2 separate regions of the Homo sapiens genome follow, and region 1 is linked to region 2. A link is a contact called in ENCODE Hi-C or POLR2A ChIA-PET data. All regions are on one chromosome and are shown on one strand. Each heading gives the region's core, a stretch centred on a gene start or an enhancer-like site at or near the end of the contact. The rest is flanking DNA. Distances are from core to core; before and after follow the strand shown.

The links. A loop is a pair of places that touch in the nucleus more often than their neighbours do. ChIA-PET counts read pairs that join two places held with the same protein, here RNA polymerase II (POLR2A). Pooled maps may share reads with other maps.
Region 1: a loop to region 2 is called in a pooled map, with 3 times the contacts of the local background. The contact joins the promoter of TMEM170A here to the enhancer-like site in region 2. A Hi-C loop is called at or near these places in 1 of 50 pooled maps. POLR2A ChIA-PET finds 5 or more read pairs at or near these places in 2 of 52 experiments (Panc1 and endothelial cell of umbilical vein).

The regions. Positions count from the first base shown.
Region 1 is chr16:75,461,114-75,466,743 of GRCh38, reverse strand. It overlaps TMEM170A (transmembrane protein 170A), which reads left to right and starts at 2,055. Exons shown (of 3, transcript NM_145254.3): 1 at 2,055-2,276. The coding sequence starts at 2,144. RefSeq lists enhancers at 1,885-2,385, 3,575-3,624 and a silencer at 2,079-2,708.
Region 2 is chr16:75,041,582-75,047,925 of GRCh38, reverse strand. All of the region lies in intron 1 of ZNRF1 (zinc and ring finger 1), which reads right to left. Among named protein-coding and RNA genes, the nearest start is that of ZNRF1, 46 kb to the right of the region's middle. Within about 2 kb of position 4,750, at least 5 of the 41 ENCODE cell types and tissues checked have a DNase peak (open chromatin) inside an H3K27ac peak, as active enhancers do.

The DNA.
Region 1 (5,630 bases), core at 806-3,305, 420 kb before region 2:
CCTTGCTTGGCAGATCGGTGAATTGGTCACTTTTTAAAAAGATTTTAAAAGGTATGATTTATGTAGCATAAAATTCATTTATTTTAACTGTACAATTCAATGATTTTTAAAGAAGTTTTCAGGCTGGGCACGGTGGCTCACGCCTGTAATCCCAGCACTTTGGGAGGCCAAGGTAGATGGATCACCTGACGTCAGGAGTTTGAGACAAACCTGACCAATATGGTGAAATTCCATCTCTGCTAAAAATACAAAAATTACCTGGGCATGGTGGCACGGAGCTATAATCCCAGCTACTTGGGAGGCTGAGGCAGGAGAATTGCTTGAACCCGGGAGGCGAAGGTTGCAGTGAGCCGAGATTGCGCCACTACACTCCACTCCACTCCAGCCTGGACGACAGAAAAAGACTGCGTCTCAAAAAAAAAAAAAAAAAAAAAAAAAAAAAAAAAAAATTTACCAGTCAGGTGCAGTGGCTCACGCCTGTAATCCCAGCACTTTGGGAGGCCAAGGCAGGTGGATCGCTTGAGGTCAGGAACGAGACCAACATGGATAACATGGCAAAACCCTATCTCTACTCAAAATACAAAAATTAGCTGGGCCTGGTGGCACGCGCCTGGAATCCCAGCTACTGGGGAGGCTGAGGCAGGAGAATCGCTTGAACCAGGGAGGCGGAGGTTGCGGTGAGCTGAGATTTCGCCACTGCACTCCAGCCTGGGCAACAAAGTGAGACTCTGTCTCAAAACAAACCAACCAACCAAACAAAAACATTATTATTCGTCACAAGCCTCTTCATCACCTGGAACCTTGTGGACATTACTTATCCTTGGTAACTTCCCTTCCAGAACACTATTGTTAATGGCTGCTATGGTCTGAACGTGTTCCCCCAAATTCATGTCCTGAAACTTCGTGGGAATGCGATAGTACTGAGAGGAGGGGCCTTTAGGAGACGATTAAGTCAGAAGAGTGGAGCCCCCGTTATGGGATTAGGACCCTTATAAAAGGGATTTGGAGAGTGGGCTCCCTTTGTTACCGTGTGAGGACGCCCGGGCGGTGCTATCAGTGAGGAACGGGCCGTCCTTAGACATGGAACCTGCTGCGACCTTGATCTTGGACCTCCCAGCTTCCAGAACTGTGAGAAAATAAATTTCTGTTCTTAATAAATTGCCCACTCTCAGGTACTTTGTTACAGCAGTGCAAACAAACTGAACATTAGCTTATTCCTTTTTACGATTTCTCTGCCTTCATTTTAACAGGCTTTCTGAAGGGAGGTGAGACAAAAATGTGTGATCCACGAGGACAGGAAATCGAGACCATCCTGGCTAACACGATGAAATCCCGCCTCTACTAAAAATACAAAAAATTAGCCGGGCGTGGTGGCGGGCGCCTGTAGTCCCAGCTACTCGGGAGGCTGAGGCAGGAGAATGGTGTGAACCCGGGAGGCAGAGCTTGCAGTGAGCAGAGATCGCGCGGCCGCACTCCAGCCTGGGTCACAGAGGGAGACTCCGTCTCAAAAAAAAGAAAAAAGTGTGATCTAATTTTATTGCTCTGAACCGAATCTCTGTACATTTTATTTTATTTAAAACTAAGTCGAGCTCTATAGAGGCTACATAGCCTCCCTCCCATTCTGGTCCCACACCAGACTTTGCATGGGCTCTTTCTACTATCAGCTTTAAATAGAGAACGTTCTTGTTCTGTTCATGAAGGTTTCATAAATGCTGGAGTCCAGTCATAACTAGAACTTTACATATCCGTTCCATCACTGTATTTTTCCAGATCCCTGGTAACTCCATAGCGCGGCTCTGTTGGGGCGCATGCAATTCCCTACTTTCTCACAGGGGGCGCTGCAGAGAAGGGCAGAGCAGAGCGCGCGGTCCCAGAGCGCGCCGTCCAGGAGGGGGCGCGTCCGTGGGGCTGTGTCTCTGCGAGCCCTGCGCAACGTTGGGGGCGGGAACAACCCTGGCCCTGCGCCCGAGCGCTGCGGCGCCTTGTGATTGGAGGAGGCAACGGTCACTTGGCAGCGCCGTTGGGATTGGGGGAAGAGGACCCCGGCTGGAGGTGACGCTGAGGCGGCGAGGGTGAGTCGGCGCCGGCCGCTACCGCACTTCGGGCGCTCGTCCCTCATTTCTCTGTGGTGAATGGCGACGGGATGGAGCGCGAGGGGAGCGGCGGCAGCGGCGGGTCGGCCGGGCTCCTGCAGCAGATCCTGAGCCTGAAGGTTGTGCCGCGGGTGGGCAACGGGACCCTGTGCCCCAACTCTACTTCCCTCTGCTCCTTCCCAGGTACGGCCCGCCCCGCGCCTGCGCACTGCGCGCCCCGCCGTCGCCGCTGCCGTGCTGTGGGCGCCCCGAGTCTGGGCGGGGTCCCGGGTGCGCAGCCTGCTGGCGGCGTGGGCGCTGTCCTCCGGGAGGGGGGCCGTGCTGCTCGCCCGGAGCCCCTTTCCCCATCACTTCTTCGGCGGTCCCTGAGGCGGAGCCCCGGAGTCCCGCTGGGCGTGAGATGCAGAGAGCGGCCGCAGGTGGGCCCGGGGCTGGAGGGCGCTCGGCCGCCACCCGAGCGGGTCTTGGCCTTGAGCTTCCGAGCGCCTCAGGTTCAGAGCTGCACCCCACGAGCCCGGGAGGCTGTGGTCCCCGCCCTGCCTGGGTTGCCCCACGGCGCCCGGCCTCCTTCGAGGGGTCTCGGAGCGGCCCGGCCGCGCTGAGGAGTCAGAGCTCGCGCTCCCCTTGCCCCGGGGCTGCAGCCCGGCCCCTCCGCGCAGGCGCTCGTTCGCTGATCGCGGGCGCCTGGGGCTAAATCCTCCCCCTCCGAGACCCGCTCCGCTTTCTAGGAATCTTTCCCAGACCTGGTGCCACCTGTTGCTGGGTCTCCCACTAAGCCTTCGAGATCTTTGGCACAGCTTCCTTTGAACTCTTCCTCCCCGCTGCGGCTTGAGCTGGGCCTGCTAGGAGGGTTGCTCAGAATTCTAATGCCAGGAAGAGCGCTCCGTGCCCTGAAAGCTGGAGGGAGGAGAGAGGACTTCACTTGGGAAGGAGGAGAAAAGCTTTGAGGGGAGGCACAGTTATTTGTGTGGTCCTTGAAAGGCAAGAAGACTAGAGCCCGTGGCCCTGGAAGGGGAGGTGGGGCTCCCAGCAGAGGGGACTGAGGTCTTCATAAACAATGAGGGACCAGAGCAGAGGGAAGGAGGACGAGATTCCAGACTCTAGTTCCAAACAAGGCACCTGTGATTTCTCATCCCCTGGGCAGCGACTGCCAGGCGCCGTTCAGCGGACACCTGGGACTTGCAGTGTTATGTGCCCAGGGATTTTCCCGGACGGGATTGTGAAGTAGCGGGTAAGGTCATCAGGCAGGTTGGGGTCAGATGCAGATGTTCGCTTGTGGTCATTCCTGAAATGAGAATCTGGCAGCTCACGTTATTTCAGAAGGTGCTAGGATCACTTTTGACAGTGATATCAAAAAATTGATGGTATTCTGGTGACCCTGTGTGATACATGAAATGTTCGTGCAATCTGGAGGCACTACTGGGACCAGATTAATCTTTGTTTCCTTAATTTTCCCCTTTCCTGAAAAATGTCAAGCCTGCCAAACAGTTGAGAGAACAGTATAACAAATACCCATGTACCCTTTACTTAGACTCAGTAATATTTTGATTCTTTGGCTTTCTGTTTCTCTTTCTCTCTCTCTGCTCTCTTTCTCTCTCTCTATATATATAACCACATGTATTACATACGTATCACACTTAGATGTAGGTCACATGTCCCATTTCAACTCGAGTCATTCAATAGGAAGTTGCAGAAGTCATAACACTTGCTTGATGCCTGATAATCTTAACATGTATCTTCTAAAAACCATTTTCTATCCATGAAACCATATCACATCCAAGAAACTGAACATCATAGAATAATGTTACCTAATGTGTGGGCCTTGTTTACATTTCCCCAATTGTCCACATAGATTTTTTTCCTTAAAAAAATATATATATTCCATGATCTAAGGTTCACACATTGCATTAAGTTGTCCGTCTCTTTAGTTTCATTTAGCTAAAACAGTTACTTCCTTGTTTGAATTTTTTAAGATGGACATTTTGGAAGAGTCCATGTGAATTGTTGTATAGACTGTTTTACAATCTAGGTTCATTAGATGGTCTTCATGATTAGATTTAGATTAAACATTTTTGGTCAGAACGCTACCTACCTAGGTGACGTCCACTCACCAGTACATCACATCAAGAGACACTGAATGTCAGCCTGGCTCAGTGGCTCACACCTGTAATCCCAGCACTTTGGGAGGCTGAGGCAGGCGTATCACCTGAAGTCAGGAGTTCAAGACCAGCCTGGCCAACATGGCAAAACCTTGTCTCTACTAAAAAGTCAGGCGTAGTGGTGTGTGCCTGTAATCCCAGCTACTGGGGAGGCTGAGGCACGAGAATCTCTTGAACCCAGGAGGCAGAGGTTGCAGTGAGCCAAGATTGCGCCACTGCACTTTAGCCTGGGTGACAGAGCGAGGCTTTGTCTCAACAAAAAAAGAGACATTGAATGTCAATTTGTATCTTCATTGATAATACTAAGTTTGATCATTTGGTGAAGATGGTGTCTATGAAAACTCTACTGTAAGGGTATCTGCATCCTCTCTTTACTACCAAGTTTGATCATTTGGTGAAGATGATGTCTATCAGAACTCTCTACTGTAAGGGTTCCTGCATCCTCTGTTAATTAAACGTCATATGTAGGGTCATAAGTTGGAACTGAATAGTCTGTTGAGTCTCTGGCTTTTAGTTCCCTTTCATTAAGAAAAGATTGAGATAAGTGGATTTGGGATAGGTTTAATACATCACAGTAGGTAATCTGTAGCCATGTGAATTGTTTTACTTTCAGAACTTTTTTCTGAAAATATTAAACTTCAGTATGTTCTTGAGTTTATGATTACTGTTATGGGTATGTAACTTGTGATGTCGATTACCAGAGATCGTTTATTCAGTAAGTATACATTTGGCCAAGTGCCAACTCTGGTCTGGTGTTATGAGCAGGTATGAGGCATAGCCCTTGACCCCAAGTAGATCAGAATTTGGTAGTAAACACATAACCTCCCTGCTGTGTCTCATCTTTGGCAGGAATAATGGGTGTAATAAATACATGAAGTTATATCCTATTTGAGACACCAAAATCTGCTTAACAGGAGTTGCATTCATTGTCCTGAATCTGTTGTATTGATATTTTGGCCCCACAGAAAAGGTTACTTGCAGTGTATGCCAACTCATTATGGCAGAATCATTGTTCTGAAGTATTCTGACATATTTATGTATACCAGGAAGTACTGAATTGATTTTTTCTTTATTACCTGTATTTGCAGTTTAGCCATTTACCTACGGAGGGTTAGGTAGACATCTAAATGACTAAATTGGCCGGTTGCCGTGGCTCACGCCTGTAATCCCAGCACTTTGGGAGGCCGAAGCGGGCGGATCATCTAAGGTCAGGAGTTCAAGACTAGCCTGGCCAACGTGGTGACACCCCATCTCTACTAAAAATACAAAAATTTGCGGGGCGTGGTGGTGCATGCCTGTAATTCCAGCTACTCGGGAGGCTGAGGCAGGAGAATCGCTTGAACCTGGGAGGGGGAGGTTGCAGTGAGCTGACATCATG
Region 2 (6,344 bases), core at 3,501-6,000:
AGACCATGTCAGGACACGGAGAAGCGGAGAAGACCACCATCTGCAAGCCAAGGAAAGAGGCCTCAGAAGAAACAACCCTGCTAATACCTTGATCTCGGCCGCCATGCCTCTAGAACTGTGAGAAAATACATTTCTGTTGTTTAAGCTACCCAGTTGGTAGTACAGCAGCCCTAGCAAAGTAACATGGTAGGCAAAAGATTTAAGGGCTTAAAAGGAGGAAACAGCTGTGATATGATTATCTATATTAGGAAAGGCAAGAAAATCTACAAATGGTAATAACTAACACAAGTTCAGCAAAGTTGCTAGACGCAAGATCTACACACACAAAAGTCAACAGCACTCCTCCACATGCCAATAACAATTAGAAAACAAACAGACACAAAAGTGTTCATTGTGACTCTATTTCTAACCACGGAAACGTGGAATCAAGTTAACTGCCCCTTGCTATGAATACAAATAAATAAATTGAGCCAGGCACAAGCTCATGCTTGTAATCCCGACTCTCTGGGAGGCCTGCTTGTAGCCAGGAGTTCAAGACCAGCCTGGGCAACATAGCCAGAATCCATCGCTACAAAAAATTTAAGAATTAGCTGGGCATGGTGGCATGCACCTGTAGTCCTAACTACTTGGGAGGCTGAAGCAGGAAGACTGCTTGAGCCCAGGAGTTCAAGATTACAGTGAACTGTGATCATGCCGCTGCACACCAGCCTGAGTAACAGGGTGGGACCCCATCTCTTAAAATAAATAAATAAATCTGTTGAGGTATATTTATCCACATATTAAGGGAACACTATAAAGCAGTTCAAATGAATGGGGTGGATCTGTAATGAATACATCTCAAAAACATAATGCTTAATTTTTTTTAATGGCAAGAGACAGATTATATCCACTTTTAACATACACACAAAATTGTGGGGATTCTTATAAGTGGTACAAGTACAGAGAAATCCACAGAAATAAAAAATAATATAAACATTTCATTTTGGTGCTAACACGTAGATGATCACTATATTATTTTTCTGTACTGTCCCGTATACCTGAAATACTTCATTCCGGGCGTGGTGGCTCACACCTGTAATCCCAGCACTTTGGGAGGCCGAGGTGGGCTGATCATGAGGTCAGGAGATCAAGACCATCCTGGCTAACACGGTGAAACCCCGTCTCTATTAAAAATACAAAAAAATTAGCCGGGCATGGTGGCAGATGCCTGTAGTCCCAGCTACTTGGGAGGCTGAGGCAGGAGAATGGTGTGAATCCAGGAGGCGGAGCTTGCAGTGAGCAGAGATCGCGCCACTGTGCTCCAGCCTGGGCGACAGAGCGAGACTCAGTCTCAAAAAAATAAAAAAATAAATAAAAAATAATAATAGAAGAAAACAGCTGGGTGTGGTGGCTCACGCCTGTAATCTCAGCATTTTGGGAGGCCAAGGCAGCAGATCACCTGAGGTCAGGAGTTCGGGATCAACCTGGGCAACATGGTGAAACCCCGTCTCCACTAAAAATACAAAACTTAGCTGGGCGTGGTGGCACATGCCTGTAATCCCAGCTACTTGGGAGGCTGAGGTACGAGAATCACTTGAACCCAGGAGGCAGAGGTTACAGTGAGCTGAGATCGTGCCACTGCACTTCAGCCTGGGTGACAGAGCAAAACTCTGTCTCAAACAAAACAAAACACAAAATGAAACACCCAACTCATTGAGGCCTATATAAATGCAAACATTTGGCTGGGCGCGGTGGCTCACACATGTAATAATACCAGCACTTTGGGAGGCCGAGGCAGGCAGATCACCTGAGGTCAGGAGTTCGAGACCAGCCTGGTTAACATGGTGAAACCCCGTTTCTACTAAAAATAAAAAAAATTAGCCAGGCATGGTGGTGCGTGCCTGTAATCCCAGCTACTTGGGAGGCTGAGGCAGGAGAATTGCTTGAACCCAGGAGGTGGAGATTGCAATGAGCTGAGATCGTGCCATTGTACTCTAGCTTGGGCAACGAGAGTGAAACTCCATCTCAAAAATAAAAATAAAAAAAAAAGCAAACATTAAATTCTAAATGACAGCGGGACACAGTGGCCTGTAGTGCCAGCTATTTGGGAGGCTGAGGTGGGAGGATCACTTGAGCCCAGGAATTCGAGACTGCAGTGAGCCATGATCATGCCACTGCACTCCAGCCTGGGTGAATTAGCCCTGTCTCTGGAAAAAAAAAAAAAAAAAAAGACGAAGAAGAAGATTCAGCTGAGCAAGTTAGGTTTACTGGCACCAGATGCAGGTTCACACTCAAAGTCAAGACCATGCTATGGCCATGGCAGGAGGCCAGCCTGGGCAACACAGCAAGACCCTGTCTCTTAAAAAACAAACAAACAAACAAACAAACAAGTCTATTACTATGGATGGCTCAGATAAAGCCAGCGATTGACACTGTCATAGCATCTTTATTGCTAAGTTAAAAAAAAATATTGCACCCAGCACAATTTGCACTGGTCCCACCTCTACTTATTAGTAGTAATCTTCACAGCTCATCCATCCCCTCTCTATGCCTAAGGTAATGACTCAAGCTTCTCCTTCCCAGCCTTTTCCTAATAGAAAAAAAATGGTCAAGAGCACCTAACAAAAAACCATAATGCAAATGCAAAAGGGCAGGCAGAGTTCATGTATTTAATTTTAGGTCTGTTACTAGGTTTTTCTTGAGCCCTGGCCAGGGTTATTCTGGTCCTGGCATGGGGAACATAGTTTGCATGGGTGTGGGTTAAATTAAAAACAAACAAACAAATAAAACTCTCACATCAAGTGCTCAAAGAACATGTCCCTAGGCTGGATCCTTGAGGCAGCCGGACAAGCACCACCCACGATCCAACCAGGACACCTGCCAGAAGATCCTAAGACGAAGTTTGTTTCCCACATTACAGAAAAAGGACAGGGGCAGCAGCTAACACAATAATTATTTCAAACACTCTACCACCTCCTTCTTCTGGTGGAAGTATTATGCAACATTAGAGAAAGGAATTCCACTTTGAATAGGCCCATGGGTGACAGAGCACCATACTAAGCTCTCCTTAGGGAATTATATTAAATAACAGATAAGCTGCTTAACATATTATGTTACTTCACTTTTAAGAATTCCATTCATGGTTCATTTGTTATAAACGCAGTCCCTTTTCCAAGGGAAAGGGGTATGTCCATCAAATAACTTAATTAAAAATATGGCCATACTGCCTTGTGAAATTAGTGGCAGAGAAGTCAACAGGATGAGGAAGCCTGAAAGTCAAGAGCTTGGGCTGGGTATGGTGGCTCACATCTGTAATCCCAGCACTTTATGAGGCAGGAGGATCGCTTGAGGCCAGGAGTTCAAGACCAGCCTGGGCAATATAGCAAGACCCCCATCTCTATTTAAAAAAAAAAAAATGGCTGGGTGCAGTGGCTCATCATGCCTATAATCCCAGCACTTTTGGAGGCCGAGGCAGGCAGATCACTTGAGATCAGGAGTTTGAGACCAGCCTGGCCAACATGGCAAAAGCCAGTCTCTACTAAAAATACAAAAATTAGCTGGGCATGGTGGCGCATGCCTGTATGCCTATAGTCCTAGCTATTTGGGAGGCTGAAGTGGGAGGATCACTTGAACCCAGGAGGCAGAGGTTGCAGTAAGCTGTGCAATTCTAGCCTGGGCAACAGAGAGAGACTCCGTCTCAAAAAATAAAATAAATTTTAAAGAAAGTCAGAGCTCTATCTGTCCTACACCTAGGGAAGGTGACATCTAAACCACTCTAAGAAATTCCAAAGTTTAAATTCTGAAAGTCAAGATCACATTTTAAAAGTACAAAGCAGCTGGGCATGGTGGCTCACACCTGTATTCCCAGCACTTTGGGAGGCTGAGGCGGGTGGATCACCTGAGGTCAGCAGTTCAAGACCAGCCTGGCCAACATGGTGAAACCACGTCTCTACTACAAACACAAAATTAGCCAGTACTACAAATACAAAATTAGCCGGGTATGGTGGTGCATGCCTGTAATCCCAGCTACCTAGGAGGCCAAGGCAGGAGAATGGCTTGAACCAGGGAAGTGGAGGTTGCAGTGAGCAGAGATCGCATCATTACCCTCCAGCCTGGGCAACAAGAACAAAACTCTGTCTCAAAAAAAAAAAAAAAAGTACAAAGCAAGAATGGCTGGCTCCTGATATGCAACAGGTTTCGTGGAAAACCAGTACTCCACCCAACCCAGGATCCCCCATGTCTCTTACATGCTATATATACCTGTGTATATATGCCATATACTGTCTCTTTTATCAGAGTTTATCAGATTGTGAGCTCTATGAGGGCAAGAACCATGTCTTATCCATTTCTGTGTATCTATCAGGACTGAAAATGATTCCTTGCATATATTATAGTTAAATGTTCTGTAAGTATTAGCTGGGTTTGAGTGAATCCAGCACAAAAAGGCCTGGTGAGGTAGAAGGAAGATAAGAACTGTACAGTTTTGGAAGGCAGCCTGTTCAAAACAAACACATGTCTAAAATGTAAAAGAAGAACAGCCAAATTTTACAAGAAAGAGAAAAAATGTTCCTTAAAGTAAAACTGAGGAAGGGAAGCACCAGTTTCCTCTCACAAGCTTCTGAAAAGATAAAACCATGTCTGGTTTCAGTGATAATGTGTTACAGGCTTAGGCAAGAACAGGTGAAAAAAATCTGATAAATGCAATCAACCATGAAGCTGGCCACAGCTCAGGGCTGAGGGAACCAGACTTGGCCAGGCTGCTTAGAAACTCATTGGTATAAATACGGCTTTAAAACAAAGGAGGCTCAAAAAGAGGAGAGATGATAAATGCATCAGTCTCAACTTGTTCTTTATTGTAGACAGTCTCCCACTTCTATTCAAGTATTTTTGGAGTGCCAACTACCAGTGAGACAAGGAGGTGGGATGACACCAAGTATAACACCAAGGGAAGCACTCAAGGGTCATCTTTACCGTCCCGGAGCTGGCCTTGGCCTGCGTTCCCACTAGCTGTTAAACCCAACATGCCAAACCTGGAAGAACGCTAATACATCAAGCATTGGTGTACAGCAGGCCTTCGCTTATTATAACCTCTAAAGAGCAGTGAGCCCATTTCAGGCCCTCTGTGAGAGGTCACAAGGACCTCTGAATGAAAAAATATCAGGATTCAAAAACCATTCTGCAGAAATCAACAGGCTGATCCTAAAACGTACATGGAAATGCAAAGGACCTAGGATAGTCAAAACCCAACATTATTTTGAAAAAGAGGAACAAAAATGGAGACTGTACACTACCCAATTTCAAAACTTATCATAAAGTTACAAGTAACCACAATAGCAACAGACACATAAATCAATGGAACAGAATTGAAAGCCGAGAAATAAACCACTACATTTATGACCAGTTGATTCTGCCAAGGGAATTCAGGAAGAAAGGATGGTCTTTTCAACAAATGATGTTGCTACAACTAGAAATATGTGTGTTTACAAAAAAAAAAAAAAAAAAAGAAAGAAACAGACACTCCCTCCCTCATACCATATCCAAAAATTAACTCAAAATGGAACACAGACATATGTAAGAGCTAAAACTATAAAACTTCTAGATGAAAATAGGAGAAATTTTTGTAACCTTGGTCTAGACACTTTTTTTTACATATACCAAAAGCATCATTCATAAAAGCAAAAAATTGATAAATTAGACAACCAAAATTAAAAATGTTTGCTCTTCCAAAGATACCATATAAGCAAATAAAAGCACAGGCCACACATTGGGAGAAAATAGTTGCAAATCATATCTGACAAAAGACATATTCATAATACATAAACTCTTACAACTCACTGACAAACAACTCAATTTTTAAAAATGAGGATATACAGAAAATCATTGGACCTTCCTCTTAATTTTGCTGTGAACCTAAAACTGCTCTATTAAAATAATTAAGTCTTTGTTTTTTGAGACGGAGTTTTGCTCTTGTTGCCCAGGCTGGACTGCAGTGGCATGATCTCAGCTCACTGCGACCTCCGTCTCCCAGGTTCAAGTGATTCTCCTGCCTCAGGCTCCCGAGTAGCTGGGATTATAGGCGTCTGCCACCATGCCCAGCTAATTTTATATATATATATTTTTTTTTTTAGTAGAGATGGGGTTTCACCATGTTGGCCAGGCTGGTCTCGAACTCCTGAGAGAATTAAGTCTTAAAAACAGAAAACAACAAGCAAGCAAAGATTTGAATTGACATTTCACCAAAAAAGATAAGTGAATTGTTAAACACATGAAAAGGGATCATCACTAGCTAACGAAATACAAATTAAAATCACAGTGAGGACTGGGCACGGTGGCTCACGCCTGTAATCCCAGACCTTTGAGAGGCT